Linked DNA regions of Homo sapiens: region 2 is linked to region 1. The links are chromatin loops, found by intact Hi-C in ENCODE. Cell type or tissue: heart left ventricle. All regions are shown on one strand. Each heading gives the region's core, and the rest is flanking DNA. Links, peaks and the distances in the headings are about the cores only.

Region 1 (15,650 bases), core at 2,457-10,456:
AACAGAAAAGCAAACACTGCATGTTCTCACTTAAAAGTGGAAGCTGAATGATAAGAACACATGGACACATAGCAGGCAACAACATACACTGGGGCCTGGCACGGGGGTGCAGGGGGAAGGAGAGCATTAGGAAGAATAGCTAATGGGTGCTGAGCTTCATACCTAGGGGATGGGATGGTCCGTGCAGCTACCATGGCACAGGTTTACCCATGTAACAAACCTGCACATCCTGCACATGTACCCCTGAACTTAAAAGTTGAAGAAAAAAGAAAGAATATTGGTTTTCGACCAAGTTATTAAAAAGTTTCATGATAAAAGTGGCAAGAGATTTTAAAATGAGAATTGAAACCAACTAGGAACTTGCCATGTAATGTACCAGATGCAGAGGACTCAAGAAGAGCCCAGAATTATTCCCACTGGGAACTGCCCAGATGGTGACGACAACACCAAGTACAACTGCAAACCTCGTGTTCTTCTGTTCTCCCAGCAGGCCGGTGGGAGGGAAGACCAGCTATTCAGAGCCCTCTTTTGTAGGCTTAGAAAGTCAAATGTCTCCCCAACCCCACATTCTTCATAGCTTGGTGGTTGTGGTGAGGGTGGGTGGGTGCCAGTTCTGAAGCCAAGGCCGTGTGACTTCACTATCCACTGAATATTCATACACCAGTGTGTTAAGATACAAACTCCAGGCCGGGTGTGGTGGCTCATGCCTGTAATCCCAGCACTTTGGGAGGCCGAGGTGGATGGATCACGAGGTCAGAAGTTCAAGACCAGCCTGGCCAAGATGGCGAAACCCTGTCTCTACTAAAAATAGAAAAATTAGCCGGGTGCAGTGGCGCCTGCCACTGTATTCTCAGCTACTCAGGAGGCTGAGGCAGGAGAATCGCTTGAACCTGGGTGGCAGAGGTTGTAGTGAGCCGAGATTGCACCACTGCACTCCAGCCTGGGCAACAGAGTGAGACTCCATCTCAAAAAAAAAAAAAAAAGGTACTAACTCCACCCATGTCATAATAATATTGACTATTCAGCTCTTGGAATATGTGTGCAAAAATATTATTTTTCTACTCTTATGTAAATTCAAATGTTGTCTGAACAAGTTTTGAGAGGTGACAGCGTGCTGGCAGTCCTCAGAGCCCTCGCTTGCTCTCAGCACCTCCCCTGCCTGGGCTCCCACTTTGTGGCATTTGAGGAGCCCTTCAGCCCCCCACTGCACTGTGGGAGCCCCTTTCTGGGCTGGCCAAGGCCGGAGCCCACTCCCTCAGCTTGCAGGGAGGTGTGGAGGGAGAGGCACGAGCGGGAACCGGGGCTGCGTGCGGCGCTTGCGGGCCAGGTGGAGTTCCGGGTGGGCGTGGGCTTGGCGGGCCCCGCACTCGGAGCAGCCAGCCAGCCCTGCTGGCCCCGGGCAGTGGGGGACTTAGCACCCGGGCCAGTGGCTGCGGAGGGTGTACTGAGTCCCCCAGCAGTGCTGGCCCACCGGCACTGCGCTTGATTTCTCGCTGGGCCTTGGCTGCCTTCCCGCGGGGCAGGGCTCGGGACCTGCAGCCCACCATGCCTGAGCCTCCCACCCACTCCATGGGCTCCTGTGCTGCCCGAGCCTCCCCGACGAGCACCACCCCCTACTCCACGGCGCCCAGTCCCATCGACCACCCAAGGGCTGAGGAATGCGAGCGCACGGTGCAGGACTGGCAGGCAGCTTCACTTGCAGCCCCAGTGCGGGATCCACTAGGTGAAGCCAGCTGGGCTCCTGAGTCTGGTGGGGACGTGGAGAGTCTTTATATCTAGCTCAGGGATTGTAAATACACCAATCAGCACCCTGTGTTTAGCTCAAGGTTTGTGAGTGCACCAATCGACACTCTGTATCTAGCTGCTCTGGTGAGGACGTGGAGAACCTTTATGTCTAGCTCAAGGATTGTAAATACACCAATCGGCACTCTGTATCTAGCTCAAGGTTTGTAAACACACCAATCAGCACCCTGTGTTTAGCTCAAGGTTTGTGAATGCACCAATTGGCACTTTGTATCTAGCTGCTCTGGTGGGGCCTTGGAGAACCTGTGTGTTGAAACTCTATCTAACTAATCTGATGGGGAGGTGGAGAACCTTTGTATCTTGCTCAGGGATTGTAAACGCACCAATCAGCGCCCGGACAAAACAGGCCACTGGGCTCTACCAATCAGCAGGATGTGGGTGGGGCCAGATAAGAGAATAAAAGCAGGCTTTCGGAGCCGGCATTGGCAACCCACTCGGGTCTCCTTCCCCACTGCGGAAGCTTTGTTCTTTCGCTCTTTGCAATATGTTTTGCTACTGCTCACTCTTTGAGTCCATGCTGCTTTTATGAGCTGTAACACTCACCGTGAAGATTTGCAGCTTCACTCCTGAGCCCAGCAAGACTACGAGCCCACCAGGAGGAACGAACAACTCCAGACGTCCCCCCCTAAGAGCTGTAACACTCACCGCGAGGGTCAGCAACTTCATTCTTGAAGTCAGTGAGACCAAGAACCCACCAATTCTGGACACAGTTTCCGTGGGAAACCTTGGGGAAAAAATCCACTGGGAAATGTCTTGTGGGCTGGGCGTGGTGGTTTATCCCTGTAATCCCAGCACTTTGAGAGGCCAAGGTGAGAGGATTGGTTGAGTCTCGCAGTTCAAAAGCAGCAGGGGCAACACAGTGATACCCTGTCTCTACAAAAAATTAAAAAATATTAGCTGGGTGTGGTGGTGCACACATGTAGTCTTCGCTACTGGGGAAGGTGAGATGAGAGGATGAGTTAAGTGCAGGAGTCGGAGGCTGCAGTGAGCTATGATGGCACCACTGCACTCCAGTCGAGTGACACAGCAAGACTCTCTTTTTTTTCTTTGAGACGAAGTCTCACTCTTGTCCCCCACGCTGGAGTTAAATGGCGCGATCTCGGCTCACTGCAACCTCCACCTCCTGGGTTCAAGCACTTCTCCTGCCTCAGCCTCCGGAGTAGCTGGGATTACAGGCGCCTGCCACCACACCTGGCTAATTTTTGTATTTTTAGCAGAGATGGGGTTTCACCATGTTGGCCAGGCTGGTCTCGAACTCCGGACGTCAGGTGATCTGCCCACCTTGGCCTCCCAAAGTGTGGGGATTACAGGCATGAGCAACCGTACCCAGCTGACTCTGTCTCTTAAAAAAAGTTTTTTAGTATAAATTTCACTGTGTATGAGTTAGTTTGATTTTAAGGAATCTTCCTATCACTTCACACGAAGTGCTAATGAGGAAGACAAAAGACTAGAATCATGCCCATGGTTTTTTAGCCTTTTATCGGCCAACGACATCTGCAAAGCCACTTGCTGTGCTAAGTAACTAGGATCAGAACCTGTATGGCCTGGAATGTCTGTCTAGTCAGTAGACCTTGGACACAGACATCACAAAACTATATAACCAGAAATGACAGGTTGAAAAACATGTTCGAGGTTGTTGCTTATCTTTAATTTTTCTCAAACATATCAGAAACTATATTCCTTAAGTCCTGGATGCAAACCACATCTTTTCCATTTAACGTGACAAACTTGGACTGATAGATGGTTTCTTGCTGACAGAAAATTCTGGGTGGGTTCGTAAGACCAAGTCAACTTAGCAGAAAATCCTGTGTTGACTTTTCGTGTGCAAGGCTCTAGTTTCTGATTTCTTGAGTGCCAAGGGGAATGTATTGCCAGAGGAAATGAAAGCTTGATTGATTAGAACAGAGTTCTGCCTTTTAAAAGATTCAATTGCTGGACTTAAAGGACTGCATTGAACTCTCAAGGGGGAGGCTGCCCTTCTAATTCTTTTCTCTCCCTAGGCAGTGGTGACTCTTTTTCCCATGCCTTGAAAGAGCATGTTGTGGACAGTCACACTGTGGGAATAGCCTCATGTAAAACATCCCTCGGGTCTTGGTCTAACCATAACCATCTATTAGTCATCTATTAGAAAAGGAAAGGCTTCAGAGATCCACAAACTACAGACAAAGCAAGAAATGTTTTCTCACTTCACATGACATTGGCAGGAGTGTACTCTCAGTGGGACAGCTCCCACTTCTGTTAGAAAAGTTAAAAATTAAAGTGCACTTAGTAACAGCCTTGCAGGCTGCACTGGCAGGCTCCTGGACACACCATACCTCTGTCTAACTACAACTGTGACTTTGGTGTTTCTCTGCCTGGTTGGCACATGGCACAACAGTGGGCAGTCTCTAGCCTTCTCTTGAGGCAGGCCCTGGGCTGCTGATCTAGACTGTTTCTAGTTCAGACGGTGATCCCCTTGTCCAAGTCCCCTCTAAGTCAAGCTCTAAGTGACTCCAAGCCAAACTGAAACCTTATCTCCCAATGGGACCCAAAAATAAATTGGATACTCAGAGATGTTCTAGGCAGGAAATTATTCTGGGTCAAACTTCTTCATTCCCAATTCATTATAAACTGCACTTGCATAACAGGGTTGTATTAGTCCGTTTTCCCACTGCTATAAAGAACTACCCAACATTGGGTAATTTATAAAGAAAAGAGGTTTAATTGACACAGTTTCTCATGGCTGGGGAGGCCTCGAGAAACTTACAGTCATGGCGGAAGGGGAAGCAAGACCTTCTTCACACGGCAACAGGAAAGAGAAAGTGAGCAAGAAAGGGAAAACTGCCTTATAAAACCATCAGATCTCGGGAGAACTCACTCACTATGGCGAGAACAGAATGGGGGAAACAGTCCCCGTGATCCAATCACCTCCTCTCAGTTTCCTCCCTCAACACGTGAGGATTATGGGGATTAAAATTCAAGATGAGATTTGGGTGGACAGAGTTAAGCCATATCAAGGATCAATCAATTGGTAAGGTTATTTTTGCCTTTTATAAGTTATAATATTTAATTTCTGTGATTTCGACTAGATAAAACCTGCACACATACAGAATCCATAAACCACAGAAGAGTACACAGTGAAGTGTTTCTTTCTTACCCGCATTTCCCAAGGATCCAGTTTCCCTCTTTGGGGACATCTGTTTTTACCCTTTCTTTAACCTTCCGGGGATGATAATATATGCCTACACCCACACTACACATACACAGATAAATACATATGATTTTTCATCAAATGATTGTATACTGTACAATGTTAGTTCTAAATATTATTTTTTAAACCTAGCAATATTACATTGAAGCCATTCTTTTTGACTGCTGTATAATATTCTGCTTCATGGATATGTCATAATTTATTCAATCAGTTTCCTGTTGACAGACTTTTAAATTGTTCCCAGTATTTTGATATTACAAACAATTCTGCGGTCCACATCTTTGTACCTACATAATTTCACATGTATATATTTGTAATATAAATTTCTAGAAGTCAATATAACATCTTATAATTAATGATATGCTACCTGTTTTTACTGATGCATTAATTTCTTTCACTGTGTAATCAGTGTTTTCTTTTTCTTTTTTGTGATAATGTGAAAAATTAAATTTTCTCTAGCGGTTTGTTTTTATAAGAATATAGTATGCCTTATATAATGACTCTATTTCTCTGATTATCATTTGTTTATTTATTACTATAATCAATGTTGAATTCAATGATTTCCACTTAACCCCAGCCTTCCCTCTACTACATGATTTTGTTTGATTTTTGCTATTTTTCTTAGTATTAATATTTATATAATTAAATAAACCTAAATTTGTTGGTTTATCAGCACTGGTGCTTGGCTATAGGATATAAGGAAATCTCTAAACCTACAGTATTTTCCTCTTTCTATCCCCTTTATCTCTGAAATTTTGTTATTTATATAGTATTTCTGTTGTCAAGAATTATTTCTTTATCTTTGGTATCCATTAGCTCTACTGGAATATGTCTCAGTGTTGATAATTTGATAAAATGCTTTTCCTAGAATAAGAGGTGCCATTTAAGATTTAGACCCAAGCCTTCTATTAATTCTGGATCTCATTAATCTATCATTTGTATTTGTTATTTTTCTCTAACCCTTTCCAGCTCTCATCTACTCCCATTTCACCTCCTCACTCTTCTGACTCTTGTCCTCCACGTCTCTTGCTATGTTTTCAGCAGTGTCTAGGCCCTTCGTGCTATTTCTGAAGTCACCTTCATAATTCTCTTATTATTCCATCTAATCTTCCCTTATCATTTGGCTTTAAACTCTTGTGAGTTTGTGATGAGATATTGATGCTAGTTTTTAACTGGTCTGTGGGATACTGTTTTCGTGATATTTGTTTTCCCTTCGCCTACCGCCATGATTGTAAGTTTCACTGCTTTTAAATTTGTCAATCTCCTCCACCTCCCCCAGCTTCCTCTCCTCCATTTCTTTCTGCCTTTCTTCTTGCAGTGTCTTTCTATAGATCCTGTGATACTTCCATAGCACTCGTCTTCATTAGTATGGGCTTCCTGAACCAGCAATTATCGGTGGTGAATGTGAGGCAGAGGACGGAGCCATCTAACTTCCTTGTGAAGTTCCTCTTTGCAGAGTGGTATGTGTGAGTGAGCTCTCTTTTTCTTCTCTCTGCCCAGCAGAGATTGGCAGCTGCATTGCCATTGGCCATGCACACCCCCTTGCCTTTACCCTGCCTTGTGGGCAGATGGGATAATGGTGATCCATTATTCAACTCTGCCTCTTGTGTTTCTGGAGGACAGAGGAAAGGAGGCATTGATAGCTTTATTCTGCCATTTAAATACTGGAAGTCTGCCAGGCACGGTAGCTCATGCCTGTAATTCCAGCACTTTGGCAGGCCAAGCTGGAGGATTGCTTAAGGCCATGAGTTTGAGACCAGCCTGGGGAACATAGCAAGACCCCATTTCTAAAAAATTATTTTTTAATTTAAATATTGGAAGTAAATTGATAAGTTTTTATTAAGGTTTGGTAATATGGAGAAAAGAGCAACGGTCTTGAAGCAAAATGAGCCATCCCGCCTCTTACTAGCTATGCAACTTTCAACCTCCCTGAGCTCATACTTTGCTGTCTGAGATGATAATGAAGCCTTTGTAGCCTGGCTCCTGGGGTTCCTGTGGGCAAGAACAGCAAAATGCATGTGAAAGTACTTTCCATGAAATTCGCTGTATAAATGTGAGAAAATCTTAAAATTAGTATTAATCATAACTTTTAAAAAAAGCAAAACCATCATCTCTTAAGGCCTATCTTAATGCTGGTTTCAAATTTACAGGCCTCGAAATGCAGGAGGTTCATAAAAGCATTTTGCTCACGCTGAGACTTCCATTGTTTGTCGAGGGAACATTTCAAATTTTAAAAGCACCCGCCCTTCTAAGGAGCCATCTTCATTTTTGAAGAGCCCCAAGTAAACCCTGCATGATTTTTATCATCCATGTTTATCACTGTTTCTGCCTCATAATTACAGCTTTAAAATAAGCTCTCCATTATTTGTAGAAACCTTTTAATGTCCAAAAATAGCTTATCTTAGAATTCACCAACAGCATCCCAGAGCCAGCCTGAGGGAAAGCTCTAAAAACCTAAGATAAACTGCTGTGTTCTTGCTCTGAGGTGGGGTTCTCAAAGTGTCTTTGATTAGAATCTAAATCTGATTCAATTTCACTGACTATCTACTACCAAAAAGAAACCCCACTGGTGAAGAGTTTCTTACAGTCCCAGCACTCTCTCATATGAGAAAACTTTTTGGAAGAGCGAGAAATTTTGTGCAAAAATATAAACTGGTTGTTTTTAAGCTATGCTTCACAATATGTTTCCTCAGTCCAGATAGTTCAGATATAGATCAAATATGTCACTGACAATTTACGACATGTCTCATAGGGTTTATAAGAATTAGAGAGATGATTTTCTTTTTATTTATTTATTATTATTTATTTTTGTTAGTGTTATTTTTTATTTTACTTTAAGTTCTGGAATACATGTGCAGAATGTGCAGGTTTGTTACATAGGTATACATGTGCCATGGTGGTTTGCTGCACCTGTCAATCCATCATCTAGGTTTTAAGCCCCGGATGCATGAGGTATTTGTTCTAATGCTCTCCCTCCCCTTGCCCCCCACCCCCGTGACAGGCCCTGGTGTGTGATGTTCCCCTCCCTGTGTCCATGTGTTCTTATTGTTCAACTCCCAATTATGAGTGAGAACATGAGTTGTTTGGTTTTCTGTTCCTGTGTTAGTTTGCTGAGAATGATGGTTTCCAGCTTCATCCATGTCCTTGTAAAGGACATGAACTCATTCTTTTTTATGGCTGCATAGTATTCCATGGTGTATATGTGCCACATTTTCTTTATCCAGTCTATGATTGATGGGCATTTGGGTTGGGTTCAAGTCTTTGCTATTGTAAATAGTGCTGCAATAAACATACATGTGCATATGTCTTTAGAGTAGAATGATTTATAATCCTTTAGGTATATATCCAGTAATGGATTGCTGGGTCAAATGGTATTTCTGCTTCTAGATCCTTGAGGACTTGCCACACTGTCTTCCACAGTGGTTGAACTAATTTACACTCCCACCAACAGTGTAAAAGCGTTCCTAAGATAAATAATTTTCTATTTTATTCATCTTATTGAACTTTATAAAACTTTATAAAAGGTATAAATTTCGATAATTCACCTTCAATAATTCAATAAATATTTAAGAATGCTAATTCTTCTAGAGCTGCGATGGGTAAATGATGCTATAGAGAGGACACCAATGACATGATTTAACATTAATTTTGAACATGGGATGTGCCAGGCATTGTACTAAGTATGTGTGATTGCAACAAATCCTCAAAATATTCTCAATTATTAACTTATGTTGTTGTAATAAACATCTTCAATATCTCTGTGGATTACAACGAATATTGATTTGACACTCATACTACATTAGGACTGAGGGTCAGCTGCAGCTCCCCTGAGCTGGGCTGGGCTTTTATGTTTTCATTCCAAAAACCAGGTTGAAGCCACTCCCTGAGACAGCAAAAGAGCTGGTTGCAATGCCTCTGAAACCTTCTGCTCAGACATGAAAAACATCCCATCCAATCTTGTACCATTGGCCAAATCGAGTCACAAAAGAACGAGAAGGAACAGTACATTCCATCTGTCGAGACGGTTGGCAATGGCAGAAAGAGTTCAAATAATTGTGAATAAAGAATGCAATCTGTGGTCAGGTGCGGTGGCTCATCCCATAATCCCAGTACTTTTCGAGGCTGAGGTGGGAGGATCACCCTAGGTCAGGAGTTCAAGACCAGCCTGCCCAATATGGTGAAACCCTGTCTCTACTAAAAATACAAAAATTAGTCAGGCATGGTGGCTAATTGGGTACAGTGTTCACCATTTGGATGATGGGTACACTAGAAGCCCAAACCTTGCCATTACACATATACTCAGGTAACAGACCTGCATAGGTACCCCCCGAATAATACTCTGGGAAAAAAAAGAATATGAGGATACTGGGAATGAATGGGCAACACCCCTAACAACCTCTGCTTAGACAAGGCAAATCATTTACCTGCTTGTGCCCCTTCTTGACAAGTGACATAGCCAAACCCAAATCAGTGAGATGAGGCTAATTACAGGGAAATCTCAAAAAGAGGAGAAGAAAATGAATACTTATGAACAAATGATATAATCTTCATGCCTCATGTAGCAGATACTGTTATGAGTCTTTTGATAAAGAAGGAAATGGAGGCTGGGTGTGGTGGCTCGTGCCTGTAATCCCAGCACTTTGGGAGGCCGAGGCGGGTGGATGACCTGAAGTCAGGAGTTTGAGACCAGCCTGGCCAACATGGCGAAACCTCGTTTCTACTACAAATACAAAAATTAGCTGGGCGTGATGGCACACTCCTGTAATCCCAGCTACTCGGGAGGCTGAGGCAGGAGAATAGCTTGAACCCGGGAAGTAGAGGTTGCAGTGAGTTGAGATCGAGCCACTGCACTCCAGCCTGGGTGACAGGGCGAGACTCCATCTCAAAAAAAAAAAAAAAAAAAAGGAAATTGAGGCACAGAGAGATTGTTTTGTCCAAGGTCCTACAGCTGCTTAGTGGTGGAGCCAGGATTTTACCTGAGGCAGTCTGTCTGACTCCAGGATGTTAAATTGCAGATTATTTCCCAGATTCCTCCTCCAGAGCACTCTCTCTCTCCTTCTCTCTTTTCGGAATTTCCCATACCATCTTGTCTAAGTCTTCAAGAGGCTATTAATGAAAAGAACTTTAGCAGAATTTTCAAAGATGGCAAATCATAAAGGCTGTGTGAAATGATGTTATGGGTTTCTTCAAGAAAGAACTCATTAAATTGATGCCAGTTGTAACTTGTGAGACCATAAAGCTTAACGTAAGAATATTGCAGACAGGAAGGTGATCCAATCACAGCGTGTTCAGTAATTACATTCCTTTAGAGGCACTCCCAGTTTGCTCTGAATTGCCGTGCTACGCTTTCACCCAGAACCTGGGAATATAAAAACCTGAAGTATCATATTGTGGAAGGGATTCAAATTTCTGAATTTACACCCAGATAAGGAAATCTTTTAGGACCAATCCTAAATGATTTGTCAGTATCAGCCTAAGTCTCTGGATTCAAAAGTAATCGTGCTCTCGTTAAATATCACATTCAGGAAAACAGCTATTAAAGCCACATGTTACAAACCCATCACGGGCAAGTGTTAAAATTCCAAATGAGGTTTCCTTCTCATCCTTGACTTTTCATTCTTTTACTACTCTCATTTCTTCACATCTATCTCAGATGTGCCTGGTAGAAGAATTTCCTGTAAATCGCATTCCGATTTGTTACCAGGAAGGCACTGAGCTTAGATCTGTTATATATCAAGTTTCCCAAACATTGCCTAAATAAATGTATTACTATATAGATTAAACCGAATTTAAATAAAGTCAAGAGTGGCCTTGGGGAGAGTCATATACAAACATAGCTGACGCCCTGAATGATGTGAATGGGAAGAGCAAGGGGAGGAGTAGCAAAGACTGAGCCTCAGAACCTTTCATATTCTTAGAGGCTCCTCCCAGCTAGGGGCTATTCAGGTCCCAGCATACCAGCTGCCATGATTGTTAGGGGGAGAAATCAGGTTGTCAATACTAAAAGGGGTGTTGATAATGAATCAGAAAAGTGATAAATGAGAAGTTTAGACTTTTCTCACTGTATTGGCTAAAGAGAAATAATCCAACCAGGCTAATTAGTAGACTGTGCACAGTTGTATGAACTCAGATTATGTAATTCTTGGAATATCACATCACTGGTAAAAGTATTATTGTTGGTTTGATAATTTTTAGCATTGAAGGAGATTTGCGTGCTGTACAGAGGTCTGTTGTGGTGGCTTACGTCTGTAATCCCAGCACTTTGGTAGGCCAAGACAGGAGGGTCACTTGAGGCCAGGTTTTGAGACTAGCCTGGACAACAGAGCAAGACCCCATCTTTACTAAAAAATAAAAATAAATAAATAAATAAATTCCATATCTAATCTAGACCATAAGTATTAGACACCATTACTAGTAGTGCTAGGCCTGCAGCAGCTTCACAGGCTGTGAAGACTGGAGGAATGATTATTATCTTGGTGGCTCGGGTGAAGTGTAAATTTAAGATGATGAGAGTCCCATGATAAACATTTATAATATTATGCCTTTTAGACGTAGTAGTGAAGATATTAGGTGGAATTGGTAAACTAGTATCTTTAATAAAGATATAATGAAAGCTAGAATAATATTATTATAAATAGAAGGCCTATTGGTAATTACGAGTAATTATAATTTGAGTCAACATAATTTAATTTAAATTAATTACCCTATTCAACTCACTCTAATCCTCTATGGAGCCATTTATAGGCAAGTCCCAAGGCTAGAATGGAGACTAAATAAGTGCTATAATGAGTATTAGTTTTAGGCTGCTGCTTTGGAAGTCTCAATCTAAAGTCAGCCATGATTAGGTTTTAAACATAGGCACATTTACATTCTAGACTTTCTTGCCCTAGGGTGCTGAAAATAGGAAGGAACTTCCTAAGGATGTTGACCTGCTTTTGATGGAAACAAGAACTGAGTATTCTGTGACCCTTAGGAACCCTGCCTGGAGACCTGGTTCTTTGGAGCTGGCTCTGTACTGCCTTATGGAAGTAGTCAATCAGGGCTGGGAGAATGAGAGGACCACGGTGCACCTATGGCCAATGAATTGGGGACAATCTGGTGCTATGGCTTGTGCAGGACTCCCACACCCTCCTGGAGAAAAGTGAGCAGGTGCCATTGGTTTTTATCCCATTGGGATACCATTGGCAAGCAGCTGTCTTTTCTCTGAGAACTTCCTCACCTATTGAATTAGTGGATAGGTTAACTACTATCATGAACAACCTCCAATTTTTAATAGCTTAATGGCATATAACTTTTCCTTTCTTTCTTTCTTTGTTTTCTTTCTTTCTTTTTCTTTCTTTCTTTCCTTCTCTCTCTGTCTTTCCTTCCTTCCTTCCTTCCTTCCTTCCTTCCTTTCTCTCTCTCTCTCTCTTCTTCCTTTCTTTTCTTTTCTTTTCTTTCTCCTTTCTTGCCTGGCTCTGTCACCCAGGCTGGAGAGCAGTGGTGCAATGTTGGCTCACTGCAACCTCTGTCTGCTGGGTTCCAGCGATTCTCCTACCTCAGCCTCTCGAGTAAGTGGGATTGCAGGCATGCACCACCACTTCCAGCTAATTTTTTGTATTTTTTAGTAGAGGCAGGGTTTTACCATGTTGGCCAGGCTGGTCTCAATCTCCTGACCTCAGGTGATCCATCCACCTTGGCCTCCCAAACTGTTGGGATTACAGGCGTGAGCCACCATGCCTGGCCAGAACATTTATTTCTGACTCAGGTCAGAGTTTGATTGGGTATTTGGTGGACAGCCTCCCATGCAGTGATCATAGGACCCCATGATTCTTCCACCTAGTGCCTCTGCCATTTTGTGAAGTCCTAGTGGTCTTCACTGGAAGATTCTGGAAGTGGTGCCCATTGCATTGCTCAGATTTCATTTGGCCAGATCTTAGTCACAGTGCGTCCATATAATTGTCTGGGAAGCTGTGCAATGTAGTCTTCCTGGGTGCCCAAGAGGAAAATGAATGGGTTTGAAGAACATGATAAGAAGGCCTATGGGGCCCAACAAGCCTATAGGTAAGAACCGAGTGATGCCCACCTGCTGTGAAGAATGCAACTGCTAAGCCAAGCAGTTTCTCTTCTCTTAGCAAAAGAAGTTCTGAGCCCTTGGCAATGTCTACGACACGCTACACAGTCCAGCCCTCACCTACCTTTCAGGTTTCATCTCTTGCTGCTCAGCACTCAGCCCTCTCGCCTTCCCTGCCCTGTGCACTTAACACTCTGACCACACCGGACTACTGGCTATTCTTTGAATATGTCTCACACGTTCACACCTTTGGGCCTTTGCAAATGTCATTTCCTTTCTGAGACTCTTTTCCTCCACCATAAGACCAGCTTTTCCTCCACCATAAGACCAGCTCAGACATCTCTTCTCTGTGAACACCTTCCTTGAACTTCCTCCCCCAAACAGAATGAGTTACTGCCTTCTTCATGCACCCACAACCTTCTTTATGGTATTTTATTATAATACGACATTGCATCTTTTTAATTTGCTTTCCTGTTTGCCTCTCCCCCTATACTGTAAAATGTTGGGAGAAATAATTAAGTGAGATAGATAGGTTAACTACTTGTACGGAGCAATCTGCAATTTTTAGTAGCTTAAAGGCACAGAAAGTTTATTTCTCATTCAGGTCATAGTCCGATGGGGTATTTGGCCATGCAGCAATTCTGGTTCCCCAGGTTCCTTTCATCTAAGGGCTCTCTCCCTTACTGTAAAGCATTGGGAGAAATAATTAAGTGATACTGATACCTAGGAGTCCTTAAAGATATCAGCATCTCAGTGAATAACCTCTTAGCAAGTATAAGTCAATAATCAGGCAGAAATTCTTGCCTACAATATAGTAAAAAACCTGAGTTTTATTTAAGAGAAGTTGTAAACTATTTGGGAATGTGTTCTAGATGCATCATTCATCCCTGGAGAAATATAAAAGCTAAAAGAAAGCATAGGTAATACATTTCTGAGGTCAAGACAATCATGATACTGCTCTCCACAGTGGTGGCTGACATACACAGAAACGAATAAAACAGATCGGTGAGGGTCTCTGATTAAATACAATTTCCACAGCATTTGTACTGAGGAACCCTCAAGTTTTGGAGAAATGCAGGACAGAAATCAGCTTTCATGAACATTTCATTGCCTGGTCTATGTGAAGGAGGTCCTGTCACAGGGGAATGCGGAAAGCTCTGGGCTGAGTTACTTTGAATCCTTCTTTCTCAATAAATGAGCCTGAATTTCCACCTTATCAAGGTCAACACGGACAGCTACAGTTCAAAAGAAGATTTTTCCATTACCATAATGGATTGCAATAAAAACCATTGGCCGAGCCTCTTCCTCCTCATCTTGGCATTTACAATCCAAGGCTTAGTAACTTTCAGAGTAAAATGAGTTCACCTTTTATTCAGACTTTTATTTCATGCAGTAATTTCATCTGCTTGTGCTTATACAAGCTCAACATCTCTCTGGTTCCCTCTCTCCTGGCTCTGATTTCCCTACTGCCTCAGGCCAGACCTTCTAAGACAATCTTTCCTAGCAGCCAATGCCATGGTTGTTGCTCCCAGGACTGTTAAAAATAGACCCTGGTCTGCTGCTTCGATCCTTAAAGAAAAAGAGATGAGATCATTTTCCGCTTGGAGAGTAGATCCAGACTGTGAGTGATTGGCATTAGGGCATTCAATTGCAGAAGAAACAGGTGTTAAAGAGACTTCTCCCATCTTATTAAGCATCCTTTTCATACGTTGATTCACAGACTTGTTTCAATTCTCATGACTGAATAGGCAACCCTGTAATTTGTCAGCTATATCCATTTTTCCACCCCCTGGCAACAGTTTCTCTTCAGTTTCTGCCAAGATTGTCTATTGTCTCCATAAGTTTCTGCCCAAGGTAAGTGACAGAAGGATGGCCATATGAAATTAAACAGCAAAAAGCAACAGGCATGTAATTTAACAGAACTACCAGGCAGGAACATCAATCTGTACTTTTATTTGCATTCTGGTAATGGGGTTCCTCCCATGCTTTTCAGGTGTTTTCTGACAATACCTTAAAGTTAATCAACTTTTAATCTTTGGAAATGACCCTTTGACAAAATAAGGAGCAAGATGGGGGTACGTATAAAAAGGAGAGAGAATCTTACAGTGAAAATACTGAATATCAGAAATCAGGAAGATATTGATTGCATTCCTTTCAAATCTTTCAGCCACAGTGTAAAACATTTTTAGCACAGGAGGGGTGAAAACCACAAAACATGTTTATACCTGAGTAAGCTAGAGGTTTGCAAACACCCTGTTACAGACATCAGGATCAGAAGGCAACTTCAGTTTTAAATACCCCAACTGAGGAAACGACAACGGCTGTTCATGGAAAGATAGGTATTTCGGAGAGATCCGAGTCCTAATTCTAGTTTTAACATTGACCATCTCTCTAACTTTGAATAAATTTTTTTATTTCTTGCGACCCCAGTTCCTTCATCAGCAAAGTGAGGAAATGGAATTAGATGATCACCAAGATGACTCCTAGCTCTAATGCTCTGTGAATGCCATCGTCTACTCTTGTGTCATGTCATCTGACAAATCAATTCTGTAGAGTTACAGTGCCCAGCTTATGCCACTGGAAAATGGCAACAACTGTGAAATG
Region 2 (15,650 bases), core at 3,584-11,583, 200 kb before region 1:
AACGCCTGAAACAGAATTGAAAATAATGATATTAAAGAAGCTCAATGAGGTAGAAGAGAACACAGATAAACAATACAAAGAAATCAGAAAAATAATTTTGAGAGGAATGAAAAATTTATTAAAGAGGTAGATATCATTAAGAAAAGAACCAAACAGAAATCCCATAATTCAATTCAATTAATAAAACAAAAAATACATTCAGTGGGAGAAAATTTTTGCAATCTACCCATCTGACAAAGGGCTAATATCCAGAATCTACAAAGAACTCAAACAAATTTGCAAGAAAAAAACAAACAGCCCCATCAAAAAGTGGGCAAAGGATATGAACAGACACTTTTTAAAAGAAGACATTTATGCAGCCAACAGACACAAGAAAAAATGCTCATCATCACTGGTCATCAGAGAAATGCAAATCAAAACCACAATGAGATACCATCTCACACCAGTTAGAATGGCAATCATTAAAAAGTCAGAAAACAACAGATGCTGGAGAGGATGTGGAGAAATAGGAACACTTTTACACTGTTAGTGGGACTGTAAACTAGTTCAACCATTGTGGAAGTCAGTGTGGCAATTCCTCAGGGATCTAGAACTAGAAATACCATTTGACCCAGCCATCCCATTACTTGGTATATACCCAAAGGATTATAAATCATGCTACTATAAAGACACATGCACGCATATGTTTATTGCGGCACTATTCACAATAGCAAAAACTGGGAACGAACTCAAATGTCTATCAGTGATAGACTGGATTAAGAAAATGTGGCACATATACACCATGGATGTGGAAACACACAAATGAGGAAGAAAAAGAACTCAAATGTTACTATGGCAGAAAATCACCAAACCACAATGATAAACAACACAAGAGAAAGAAAGAAACAAAGGATAAAGAAAACAACCAGAAAATAAGAAAACAATAGGAATAAGTTCTCACATATCAATATTATTCTTGAATGTAAACAGAAAATGGCTGAATGGATTTTAAAAACATGAGCAAACTGTATACTGCCTATAAGAAACTCACTTCACCTGTAAAGAAACATATAGACTGGTAGTGAAGGAATGGAAAAAATATTCCATGCAAACAGAAAACAAAAGTGAGCAGGAGTAGCTGTACTTATTTCAGATAAAACAGACTTTAAGTCAAAAACAATAAAAAGAGATAAGGATAATTATTATATAATGATAAAAGGATCAATTCAGAAAGAGGATATACCAATTTTAAACTTATATTCACCCAACATTGAAGCATCCAGATATATAAAGCAAATATTAAATCTAAAGGGACAGAGACAGTCCAATAAAATAATAGCTAGAAACTTCAACACCTCATTCTCAGCATTAGACAGATTGTCTAGACAGAAAATCAACGAAGAAACATTGAGTTTAAACATCAGTTTAAACCAAATGGCCCTAACAGATAATTACAAAGTATTTTCTTCAGTAACTGCAGAACACACATTCTTCTCGTCAGCACATGGAACATTCTCCAGGTTAGACCATATGTTAGGCCACAAAAGATGTCTTAACAAATTTTTAAAAATCAAAATCATATCAAGTATTTTTTCAGACCATGACAGATTAAAACTAGAAATCAAAAACTAGAGGAACTTTGGGAACTGTGCAAACACATGGAAATTAAGCAAAGTGCTCATGAATGATCACTGAATCAATGAAGAGATTAAAAAGGAAATCAAAAAATGCTTGAAACAAATGAAAATGAAAATGCAACATATCAAAACCTATGGGATATAACAAAAGCAATGCTAAAAATGGAAGTTTATAGCAATAAACACCTCCATCAAAGAGTAGAAAGATTTCAAATAAATTAACAATGCACCTCAAGAGACTAGAAAAGCAAAAACAAACCAATCACAACAAAAATTAATAGAAGAAAAGCAAAAAGGATCAGAGCAGAACTAAGTGAAATAGATACTTAAGCAAAGGATCAACCAAATCAAAACTTGGTGTTTTAAAAAGATGAAATTAATAAACCACTAGGTAGACTAACTTAAAAAAAGATAGAAGATACAAATTAACAAAATCAGAAATGAAAAAGGAGATAGAACTGATACCACAGAATTACAAAAGATCATCAGAAAATATTATGAACAACTATACGCTGATAAACTGGAAAATCTAGAGGAAATTGATAGATTTCTGGACACATATAGCCTACCAAGATTGAATTAAGAAGAAATAGAAAATCTGGTTAATGGGTACTACAAACGTGCTGTTAGATAAAAAGAATAAGTTATAAAGTTCCGTAGCAGAGGAGATTGATTATAGTTAATAACAATGTATTTTGTATTTCAGAATAGCTAGAGAGAGGTCTAGAAATGTTCCCAACACATGACTAGATGGCCTCACTGCCAATTTTTTCCAAACCTTTAAAGAACTAACACCAATTCCCCTCAAACTATTCCAAAAAATTGAAGAGGACGGAATTCTCTGTAACTCAGTCTACAAGGCCAGCATTTACTCTGATACCAAAACCAGACAAGGACATAAAAAAATAAAAGTACAAGTCAATATCTCTGATGAACATCAACATAAAAATCCCCAACAAAATGCTAGCAAACCAAATTCAACAACATATCAGGAAGATAATGCACTGTGATCAAGTTGGATCTATCCCACGGATGTAAGGGTGGTTTAACATATACAAATCAATAAACAAGGTAGATCAACAGAAAGAAGGACAAAACCATATAATCACCTCAGTAGATGCAGAAAAAACATTTGATAAAATTCAACATTCCTTCATGATAAAATTCTCAACAACTTAGGCATAAAAGGAATGTACCTCAAACTAATAAAGTCCATATATGACAGACCCACAGCTAACATCATACTGAATGATGATAAATCGCTGAGGTGATATTCTAAATAATCTGACTTGATTTTTATGCACACTATACATATAACCAAATATCACATGTACCCCATAAATAGGCACAAATATTATGTATTAACAAAAAAGAAAATGACAAGATATGATAATCTGAAACCACAGGAACAAATTAATAGAACCAGAAATTATAAATAAGAAGGTTAATATAATACAAATTGGAAATATATATTTTCTTTCTTGCCTCAGCTTTTTAAAAAAGCATAAAATTATATAAAGAAATAATTATAACAACAACTATAACCATGTCTTTATTATTTACAAATGTGCTATGTATAACAATAGCACAAAAATGGGGAACGGAATACAGCTATATGGGAGTTACTTTTCTATATTTCACTGGAATTTAGTATAAATTTAAAGTACTTTTTAAACTTGACTGTGATGATGGTGACAGACATTACTGAATGTATTAAAATCCATAGAATTTAAGATTTTAGATAGCTTATTTAAAATACTCAGTGAACTTCAAGCAGAAAAACATTTTTAAAAGATTTAAAGCAAAGGGAGGATATTGTGAAGGAGAAAGATTGTAACTCTTAGTAAATTATAAGTGTCTCCAGCACATACCTTTTAATTTCTAGTATTTAACCCAATATTTCCTCAGATGGTCTCATTTTTTTCCCTGATTGTGTAAGGATCATTTGCTTGCTCATTTCAAATGAACCCGTCCTTCTTTGATATATCAGTTGAAGAAAGAACAAAGGAAGCTAAAATACATCTGCCGATGTTTCCAGTTTTGAGTCGCTATATCTCTTATATTGTTACTTGATTACTGAAAACTTGTTCTGCTCAATCTTATGGATCACTTTTTACTTTGGTAGTGAGGCAGTGCTCAGTATAGAATGCAGTTGTGGCATATTTGAGCAGCTGGTGTCATAATGCAACCATTTACATTATTCATGTATTCACCAATTTTCCCAAAACAGCAACAACAACAACAACAACAACAACAAACCGCTCTACAATACAATGGAAGGATTATGACAAGTGTCCAACCATAGTTATATACTCTGCTAGAGCCAATTCTACCCACAGAATCTTAAGCCCAATGTTGACCTTATGTCACCAATCCTCATTATCCCCTTTTCAATATGAATTTCTTTTTAATAATTTTTATACGTTTTTATCTCATTGAACTTAGTAGTTTCTAATTCCAGGAAAATATCAAACCACATAAAAACTTAAATGGAAACGGATCCAATAACAATTCTGATAGTGCTGCAAATCTGACCATTACCTCCTTGATTCATGTTCAAGGGACCTCAGAGGGCAGTTTTTCTCAGTTTTACAAATATCTTGTAATGTTTTTCATAACCAATATCTAAAGAATTTACAATTACATAACGTAAAAAGGGGAAAGAAATATTCCTCAATGAATCAAATAATTTCTGCCTCATGAGAAGTTTCTGTGACTAATGAGGCCATGGTTTGCAGCTTGACCTATGGAAAAAAATGTTCCACCTCACATAGTACATACCTACAGGTTGGGTATATTTTTAGTGTAAACTTGAAAGATACATTATCATCATAATGTCCCTAGGATGATTTCAATTTGCATAAGAAATAGCATTGTATAGAACAATTACTGGTTAAGAAATTGTGCAGCATCAGGTTGTGCATCAGTTTTACCTTTCCCTGGCTATATGATATTTCAATTCATTAAACATATCTAAGCCTGAATATAGTCTGGCTTATATAATTGTTAACATCCTTTCCTTTTTAAGGTTTTTGTTATTTTCCAATCCAGACATTTCATTTTAATTCTTCTATAAATACAATTTTTATTTTCATTTATTTTTTTCTTTTTTGCGACAGAGTCTCGCTGTGTCACCGGGCTGGAGTGCAGTGGCATGATCTCAGCTCACTGCAACCTCCGACTCCTGGGTTTGAGTGATTCTTCTGCCTCAGCCTCCCAAGTAGCTGGGACTACAGGCATGCGCCACCACACCCAGCTAATTTTTGTATTTTTAGTAGAGACGGGGTTTCACCATGTTGGCCAGGATGGTCTCGATCTCTTGACCTCATGATCCACCTGCACTTTGGCCTCCCAAAGTGCTGGGATTACAGGCGTGAGCCACCGTGCCCAGCCACAAATATTTTAAGTTAGTAACACACACACATATATGTACATGCACTCACACTGTCACATTTGTGTATAAATGATTACCTTACAGTGTTTTGATACCTGTTTATTTCTATAGGGCCTGATATAGAACAATTGACAGATGCATTTGGAAGAGATATACTAAAGGATGAATTCAAGACACGATCAAAGAGTCTCCCTGGTAAGAACAAAAACTTTACACATTTAGTATTTCTGGTTAGTTTATATTCTCTGGAGTGTAACTAAGTGTGCATCTTTAAGGAGAACAGTGCCTATGAATTATTACATAGGCAAAAGTCTTTATGAATTCCCCTCTATAATATTTCAACTCTAGTTTCAACTAGCAATGTAAAATTAGCTTTTCAAAAGCAGAAGGGCTAGATGATGGATGTGATAAGAAGATGAATATAACAGATAGTAATTTTATTGGTTACCAGTTGACTCTATATGGTAAAAATATCAGTCAAGTTTGTAACATCTCAGCTGCAATAAAGTTATTTAGTTATATTTTTCAGAGATTACACAACTGAATTTAGTCCTGGGGTTACAGTGTTAGACACACTTCTCTATGACCGTTGGTGTGATACCAAAAGAAGACATTTTAACAAATAAATAATGGAAAGAGACATTCAAAGAGTGCCCTGCTAAAACCACTGTCATCCGAGGGAAACTGTTTGCATGCCCAAGGAGATGCCCTCAAAAAGCAACATAAGAGACTTTACACTGTAGAGGAAAGAGACTTTAGGAAAATACTTCTATCAAATCACACACATACACAAACACCCCACCACCAACAACAACAACAAGCAGCAAACAAACAAAAACAACAAGCCCCACAAAAAGGAAGAGTCAATCAACATACAGATTTGCTATAATACATTATCTAAATTGTCCATATTTTAGCAAAAAAATTTAGGACATGCACAGAAACAGTACTCTGTAACCCAAACACAAGGAAAAAGGCAAGGAAAACTGCTTGTGAGAGTCCTACACGTTAGATTTAGCAGACAATGATTACAAAGTAGTCTAATAATAATAATAATATCATCAAATAATTAAAACATTTCTCAAAGAAGAAAAAGAAGGTACAATAACAATCTTTTATCAAATAGATGTCAACATTGTGATGTAAATTAAATTTTTAAAGAACCAAATTAATATTTGGAATTGAAAGGTAAAATAACTACAAGGGAAAATTCATTACAGGGTCAAGAAAAGATTTGAAATGTCAGAAGGAGTAAGCAAACTTAATATAATGGGAATACCAGAAGGAGAGTCTTCCAAGTAGAGAGAGAATAAGAAAAAATATTTGAAGAAAATTGGCTGAATACTTTGAAAAATATTTACTAGGTAATATTAATCTATACATCTGAGTTCTATTAAATCTAAGTAGAATAAATACAAATCAATCCATGACCAGACTAATCACTGTAAAAATGTTGAAAAAGAAAGAGAAAATGTACAATGCATCAAGAGGAAAACAATTCATCCCGTAGAAGAGAACCCCAGTGAGATTAACATCTGACTCAGCATTAGAAACTTTTGAAGTCCAGAAGGCTGTGGTGTTGTATATTAAAAGTGCTGAAAGAGCGGTGGAGCCAAGATGGCCAAATAGGAACAGCTCCAGTCCACAGCTCCCAGTGTGAGCAACGCAGAAGATGGGTGATTTCTGCATTTCCAACTGAGGTACCGGGTTCATCTCACTTGGGAGTGTTGGCAGGACAGTGGGTGCAGTGCACCAAGTGTGAGCTGAAGCAGGGTGAGGCATCACCTCACCCGGGAAGTGCAAGGGATCAGGGAATTCCCTTTCCTAGTAAAAGAAAGGGGTGACACATGGCACCTGGAAAACCGGGTCACTCCCACCCTAATACTGCACTTTTCCAATGGTCTTAGCAAATGGCACACCAGGAGATTATATCCTGCGCATGGCTCGGAGGGTCCTGCGCCCATGGAGCCTCGCTCATTGCTAGCACAGCAGTCTGAGATCAAACTGCAAGGTGGCAGCGAGGCTGGTGGAGGGGTGCCTGCGATTGCTGAGGCTTGAGTAGGTAAACAAAGCAGCCAGGAAGCTCAAACTGGGTGGAGCCCACCGCAGCTCAAGGAGGCCTGCCTGCCTCTGTAGACTCCACCTCTGGGGGCAGGGCATTGCCAAACAAAAGGCAGCAGAAACCTCTGCAGACTTAAATGTCCCTGTCTGACAGCTTTGAAGAGAGTAGTGGTTCTCCTAGCACGCAGCTGGAGATCTGAGAATGGACAGACTGCCTCCTCAAGTGGGTTCCTGACCCTCGAGTAGCCTAACTGGGAGGCAACCCCTAGTAGGGGCAGACTGACACCTCACATGGCCAGGTACTCCTCTGAGACAAAACTTCCAGAGGAACGATCAGGCAGCAACATTTGCTGTTCACCAATATCCGCTGTTCTGCAGCCTCCGCTGCTGATACCCAGGCAAACAGGGTCTGGAGTAGACCTCCAGCAAACTCCAACAGACCTGCAGCTGAGGGTCCTGACTATTAGAAGGAAAACTAACAAACACAAAGGACATCCACACCAAAACCCCATCTATGCATCACCATCATCAAAGACCAAAGGTAGATAAAACCACAAAGATGGGGAAAAAAAAGAGCAGAAAAAACAGAAACTCTAAAAATCAGAGTGCCTCTCCTCCTCCAAAGGAAAGCAGCTCCTCACAAGCAACGGAACAAAGCTGGATGGAGAATGACTTTGATGAGTTGAGAGAAGAAGGCTTCAGATGATCAGACTACTCTGAGCTAAAGCAGGAAGTTCGAACCCATGGCGAAGAAGTTAAAAACCTTGAAAAAAAAATTAGACAAATGGCTAACTAGAATAACCAATGCAGAGAAGTCCTTAAAGGACCTGATGGAGCTGAAAACCATGGCACGAGAAGTACGCGACGTATGCACAAGCCTGAGTAGCCGATTTGATCAACTGGAAGAGGGGGTATCAGTGATGGAAGATCAAATGAATGAAATGAAGCAAGAAGAGAAGTTTAGAGAAAAAAGAATAAAAAGAAACAAACAAAGCCTTCAAGAAATATGGGACTACATGAAAAGACCAAATCTACGTCTGATTGGTGTACCCGAAAGTGACAGGGAGAATGGAACCAAGTTGGAAAACACTCTGTAGGATATTATCCAGGAGAACTTCCCCAATCTAGCAAGGCAGGCCAACATTCAAATTCAGGAAATACAGAGAAAGCCACAAAGATACTCCTCGAGAAGAGCAACTCCAAGACACATAATTGTCAGATTCACCAAAGTTGAAATGAAGGAAAAAATGTTAAGGGCAGCCAGAGAGAAAGGTCAGGTTACCCACAAAGGGAAGCCCATCAGACTAACAGCTGATCTCTCAGCAGAAACTCTACAAGCCAGAAGAGAGTGGGGGCCAATATTCAACATTCTTAAAGAAAAGAATTTTCAACTCAGAATTTCATATCCAGCCAAACTAAGCTTCATAAGTGAAGGAGAAATAAAATCCTTTACAGACAAGCAAATGTTGAGAGATTTTGTCACCACCAGGCCTGCCCTAAAAGAGCTACTGAAGGAAGCACTAAACATGGAAAGGAACAACCGGTACCAGCCACGGCAAAAACATGCCAAATGGTAAAGACTGTCAAGGCTAGGAAGAAACTGCATCAACTAACGAGCAAAATAACCAGCTAACATCATAATGACATGATCAAATCCACACATAACAATATTAACCTTAAATGTAAATAGGCTAAATGCTCTAATTAAAAGACACAGACTGGCAAATTGGATAAAGAGTCAAGACCCATCAGTGTGCTGTATTCAGGAAACCCATCTCATGTGCAGAGACACACATAGGCTCAAAATAAAGGGATGGAGGAAGATCTACCAAGCAAATGGAAAACAAAAAAAGGCAAGGGTTGCAATCCTAGTTTCTGATAAAACAGACTTTAAACCAATGAAGATCAAAAGAGATAAAGAAGGCCATTACATAATGGTAAAGAGATCAATTCAACAAGAAGAGCTAACTATCCTAAATATATATGCACCCAATACAGGAGCACCCAGATTTATAAAGCAAGTCCTTAGAGACCTAGAAAGAGACTTAGACTCCCACACAATAATAATGGGAGACTTTAACACCCCACTGTCAACATTAGACAGATCAACGAGACAGAAAGTTAACAAGGATATCCAGGAATTGAACTCAGCTCTGCACCAAGTGGACCTAATAGACATCTACAGAACTCTCCACCCCAAATCAACAGAATATACATTCTTTTCAGCACCACACCACACCTATTCCAAAATTGACCACATAGTTGGAAGTAAAGCACTCCTCAGCAAATGTAAAAGCACAGAAATTATAACAAACTGTCTCTCAGACCACAGTGTAATCAAACTAAAACTCAGGATTAAGTAACTCAGGATTAACAACCTGCTCCTGAATGACTACTGGGTACATAACGAAATGAAGGCAGAAATAAAGATGTTCTTTGAAACCAATGAGAACAAAGACACAACATACCAGAATCTCTGGGACACATTCAAAGCAGTGTGTAGAGGGAAATTTATAGCACTAATACCCACAAGAGAAAAAAGGAAAGATCTAAAATTGACACCCTAACGTCACAATTAAAAGAACTAGAAAAGCAAGAGCAAACACATTGAAAAGCTAGCAGAAGGCCAGAAATAACTAAGATCAGAGCAGAACTGAAGGAAATAGAGACATAAATAACCCTTCAAAAAAATCAATGAATCCAGGAGCTGGTTTTTTGAAAAGATCAACAAAATTGATAGACCACTAGCAAGACCAATAAAGAAGAAAGGAGAGAAGAATCAAATAGACGCAATAAAAAATGATAAAGGGGATATCACCATTGATCCCACAGAAATAGAAACTACCATCAGAGAATACTATAAACACCTCTACACAAATAAACTAGAAAATCTAGAAGAAATGGATACATTCCTTGACACAAACACCCTCCCAAGACCAAACCAGGAAGAAGTTAAATCTCTGAATAGACCAATAACAGGCTCTGAAATTGAGGCAATAATTAATAGCTTACCAACCAAAAAAAGTCCAGGACCAGATGGATTCATAGCTGAATTCTCCCAGAGGTAAAAGGTGGAGCTGTTATGATTCCTTCTGAAACTATTCCAACCAATAGAAAAAGAGGGAATCCTCCCTAACTCATTTTATGAGGTCAGCATCATCCTGATACCAAAGCCTGACAGAGACACAACAAAAAAAAGAGAATTTTAGACCAATATCCCTCATGAACATCGATGCAAAAATCCTCAATAAAATACTGACAAACTGAATCCAGCAGCACATCAAAAAGCTTATCCACCATGATCAAATGGGCTTCATCCCTGGGATGCAAAGCTGGTTCAAAATATGCAAATCAATAAACGTGATCCAGCATATAAACAGAACCAATGACAAAAACCACATGATTATCTCAATAGATGCAGAAAAGGCCTTTGACAAAATTCAACAACCTTCATGCTAAAAACTCTCAATAAATTAGTTATTGATGGGACATATCTCAAAATAATAAGAGCTATCTATGACAAACCCACAGCCAATATCATACTGAATGGGCAAAAACTGGAAGCATTCCCTTTGAAAACTGGCACAAGACAGGGATGTCCTCTCTCACCACTCCTATTCAACATAGTGTTGGAAGTTCTGACCAGGGCAATCAGGCAGGAGAAGGAAATAAAGGGTATTCAATTAGGAAAAGAGGAAGTCACATTGTCCGTGTTTGGAGATGACATGATTGTATATCTAGAAAACCCCACTGTCTCAGTCCAAAATCTCCTTAAGCTGAGAGGCAACTTCAGCAAAGTCTCCAGATACAAAATCAATGTGCAAAAATCACAAGCATTCTTATACACCAATAACAGACAGAAAGCCAAATCATGAGTGAACTCCCATTCACAATTGCTTCAAAGAGAATAAAATACCTAGGAATCCAACTTACAAGGGACAGGAAGGACCTCTTCAAGGAGCACTACAAACTACTGCTCAGTGAAATAAAAGAGGATACAAACAAATGGAAGAACATTCCATGCTCATGGGTAGGAAGAATCAATAGAATTGTGAAAATGGCCATACTGCCCAAGGTAATTTACAGATTCAATGCCATCCCCATTAAGCTACCAATGACTTTCTTCACAGAATTGGAAAAAACTACTTTAAAGTTCATATGGAACCAAAAAAGAGCCCACATTGCCAAGTCAATCCTAAGCCAAAAGAACAAAGCTGGAGGCATCACGCTACCTGACTTCCAACTATACTACAAGGCTACAGTAACCAAAAGAGCATGGTACTGGTACCAAAACAGAGATATAGACCAATGGAACAGGACATAGCCCTCAGAAATAATGCTGCATATCTACAACTATCTGATCTTTGACAAACTTGACAAAAACAAGAAATGGGGAAAGGATTCCCTATTTAATAAATGGTGCTGAGAAAACTGGCTAGCCATATGTAGAAAGCTGAAACTAGATAGCTTCCTTACACCTTATACAAAAATTAATTCAAGATGGATTAAAGACTTAAATGTTAGACCTAAAACCATAAAAACCCTAGAAGAAAACCTAGGCAATACCATTCAGGACATAGGCATGGGTAAGGACTTCATGTCTAAAACACCAAAAGCAATGGCAACAAAAGCCTAAATTGACAAATGGGATCTAATTAAACTGAAGAGCTTCTGCACAGCAAAGGAAACTACCATCAGAGTGAACAGGCAACCTACAGAATGGGAGAAAATTTTTACAATCTACCCATCTGACAAAGGGCTAATATCCAGAATCTACAATGAACTCAAACAAATTTACAAGAAAAAACAACCCCATCAAAAAGTGGGCGAAGGATATGAACAGACACTTCTCAAAAGAAGACATTTATGCAGCCAACGGACACATGAAAAAATGCTCACCATCACTGGCCACCAGAGAAATGCAAATCAAAACCACAATGAGATACCATCTCACACCAGTTAGAATGGCGATCATTAAAAAGTCAGGAAACAACAGGTGCTGGAGAGGATGTGGAGAAATAGGAACACTTTTACACTGTTGGTGGGACTGTAAACTAGTTCAACCATTGTGGAAGTCAGTGTGGCGATTCTTCAGGGATCTAGAACTAGAAGTACCATTTGACCCAGCCATCCCATTACTGGGTATATACCCAAAGGATTATAAAACATGCTGCTATAAATACACATGCACGCGTATGTTTATTGCGGCACTATTCACAATAGCAAAGACTTGGAACCAACCCAAATGTCCAACAATGATAGACTGGATTAAGAAAAGTGACACATATACACCATGGAATACTATGCAACCATAAAAAAGGATGAGCTCATGTCCTTTGTAGGGACATGGATGAAGCTGGAAATCATCATTCTCAGCAAACTATCGCAAGGCCAAAAAACCAAACACCACATGTTCTCTCTCATAGGTGGGAATTGAACAATGAGAACACTTGGACACAGGAAGGGGAACATCACACACTGGGGCCTGTTGTGGGGTGGGGGTAGGGGGAGGGATAGCATTAGGAGATATACCTAATGTTAAATGATGAGTTAATGGGTGCAGCACACCAACATGGCACATGTATACATATGTAACAAACCTGCACGTTGTGCACATGTACCCTAAAACTTAAAGTATAACAAAAAAAGAAAAACAAACAAAACAATAAATAAAAGTGCTGAAAAAAAAAAATCTACCAACCAATAATTTTATTGCTAGCAAAACTGCTTTTCAGAAAAGGTGAAATATGAAATTACTAAATAAAAATTGAGAGATTTCATTTCTAGCAGAACTGTTTTCCAAGAAATTCTAAAGAAATTTCTTCAGGCTAAAGCTGACCTCTGACAGTAATTTGAAGCCCCCTAAAAAAGGTATGAGTTAAATGTTATAATTGCAAAAGAGAGTATGTACAAATATATATTCCACCTTCTTTCTTTTCTTAATTTATCTAAAAGACAACTGTATAAAAAATTTATATAATTGTATCATTGGGCATATAACATATCAACATGTAATATATTCATGATAGCATCACAAAGGTGATTGGAGGGAGAAGTGATGTAACACTGTAAGAAAATAACACTGGATGATAAATACAGAGCAAGAATAAAAATAACCAAAAAATGTAAATAAGTGTGTTCATGTAACAAATCCTATAAACATGTACTTGATCTTCTTTCTTTTCTCAGTTTATTTAAAAGGCATAAAGTTATACAAAGAAATAATTATAACAATAATTATTACATTGTCCTTAATATTTACAGGTATAATATGTATAACAGTAGCACAAAAACTGGGGAAAGAGAATAAAGGTATATATAAAGGAGTAATGTTTCTGTATCTCAGTAGAATGTAATTAGTGTAAATGTGAAAAAGATTATAAAGTTGACTGAGGTAATACACATTTCTGTAATAAGCATTGAATTGGACACTTTAAATGGAAAAATAGTATGGTTTAAAAATATACACATTTTTAAAAGCTCAGGAACTCTAAGCAGGATAAGATTTTGTAAAATTTAAAGCAACAGGATAATAATGTAAGGGAGGAAAATTGTGACTTTTACTAGTTGATAAATTTCTCCAGCACATAACTTTGTATTCGTAGTGTTTAACTCTAAAATGCTCTACTCATTGACTCCCTGCTTATCTAAAAATCCTCTGATTTCTTAGTTCAAATGAATCAGCCTTTCTTACTTATATCTGTAAGAGAAAGACAAAAGAGCTGAAATACATCTGTTAATGTTCCTCAGTTTTCTGTTGCATATAGCTATTACTTTTACAAAATGTTGTTATTGAATTATTGAAAACTCGTTTTGTCCAATATGATGCTTTTTTTTTTTTGAGATGGTGTCTTGCTCTGTTGCCCAGGCTGGAGTACAGTGATGCAATCTTGGCTCACCACAACCTCCGCCTCCCAGGTTCAAGCAATTATCCTGCCTCAGCCTCCTAAGTAGCTGGGACTAAGGCGCACGCCACCACGCCCTGCTAATTTTTGTGTTTTTAGTAGAGACAAGGTTTCACTATGTTGGCCAGGCTGGTCTCGAACTTGGGACCTCGAGATCTGCCCACCTCGGCCTCCCAAAGTGCTGGGATTACAGGCATGAGCCACTGCACCTGGCCAATATAATGCATTTTTACAATGATGTGTAATCTGGTTTCTGCCTCTATTTGAATTATATTGGTGGTATATTTGGGCTGCCATGATAATAGTGCAAATTTTAACATTAATAATGGGCTCAGCCAATTTTCCAAAGCAAGACTTCCACTCTGTCGTTCAGGATCATTACAGGTGTCCAACTACCATTACATGCTCTGCTAAAACCAACTTTGACACAAAAAACTTCAGGTTTAATAAACCAGGTTTACCAGTTCTAATTATCTGTTTTTCAATATGAAATTCTCTTTAGTAGATTTTTTAGTTTTTCCATCATTATACCTAGATACTAGTTTCTAAATCCAACAAAATGTATAAATCACATAAAACTCAAATGAAAAGGAATACAATCCTAAGGCTAGTACCACTACAAATATTCCCGTTTTCTTCTTCCCAGCTGTAAAGTCCGCCTGCTAAAAGAACCAGAGAGAAGAGACTTTTTTCACATTACATGCGTTATTTATTATTCTTTTTTATCACTGATGCCTATTTGAATTATAGTTACACCACCTAAAATAGACTATTAAAATATTTCTGGATGAGTCAAGGAACTTCTGTTTTATTATATTTTGTGAGTTGTGATGACCATTGTGTGCAGATAGGTCAACTATGAAAAAAAATTGATGTTCCACCTCACCAGATATACCCCTACAACATATATATGTTCTTAATATATACTTGAAAGTTATGTTATTACCACAAACTATCTAGTGTGATTTAAATTTGCATATGAGATTGCATTATATGGAAAAAATAGTTAAGAAATAAGGTAGCATAAGTCTGTGCCTCAGTTTTGTTATTACTTGCTATATGGTCTTGGTCAAATCACTAAATATAACTAAGCCTCAATATAATGAGGCTTATATGATTGTTAATTGTTAATTTTCCTTTCAATTTGAATTCCTATGTTGCTGCAATCTGGACACTTTATTATAATTCTACTCCAATGAAGAATATTAATTATGATAGTATTAGACACATGCACACACACATGTTAATATTTACATTAAAAAAGTGTTTTGAAATCTGTTTACTTTTTTATAGAGACTGATGAACGATTGCATAGTACAACTGAGAGAGGTACAATAAATGATGCAATTAAGACGCAGTTAAAGAGAAAGAGTTACCCTGGTAAGAATAAGAATTTTTAAAATCTACTTATGGTTTCCTATCTTCTCTGGAGTTTAAGTATGTATCTCTAATGACAACAGTACCTATATGTAATTATCACGTGAGAAAAAGTCTTCATGAATTTCCTCCTATAATTAGTTGAACTCTAGTATTATTCTCAATAGAAAATTAGCTTTAGGGCTCATTTATTTAAAAAGTTATCCATAAAAGTCTAATGCTATAGTGACCTTAGAATATGCTTGCAGATGTATTTCAAATGCTGTTCAATTTGCTATTTATGGCTAATTAGGAAAG

Evidence for each region. Hi-C counts contacts between places; a loop is a spot of excess contacts. Peaks named below come from ENCODE experiments on the same cell type or tissue, not always from the same donor. Only the 100,000 strongest peaks of a DNase experiment are listed, where the experiment ranks them.
Region 2: it touches region 1 in a loop (5-fold over the local background); 2 of 110 quality-filtered maps call a loop at or near these places.

Annotation. Positions count from the first base shown.
Region 1 is chr10:33,012,013-33,027,662 of GRCh38, forward strand. All of the region lies in intron 2 of ITGB1-DT (ITGB1 divergent transcript), which reads left to right. It also overlaps the pseudogene MTND4LP11. Among named protein-coding and RNA genes, the nearest start is that of ITGB1-DT, 37 kb to the left of the region's middle. In heart left ventricle, for the core only: no CTCF peak of the experiment used is centred there; no DNase peak of the experiment used is centred there; H3K27ac peaks cover 2,140 bases.
Region 2 is chr10:32,809,249-32,824,898 of GRCh38, forward strand. CCDC7 (coiled-coil domain containing 7) reads left to right here. Exons shown (of 44, transcript NM_001395015.1): 32 at 5,122-5,205; 33 at 15,270-15,356. Among named protein-coding and RNA genes, the nearest start is that of SNORA86, 84 kb to the right of the region's middle. In heart left ventricle, for the core only: no CTCF peak of the experiment used is centred there; no DNase peak of the experiment used is centred there.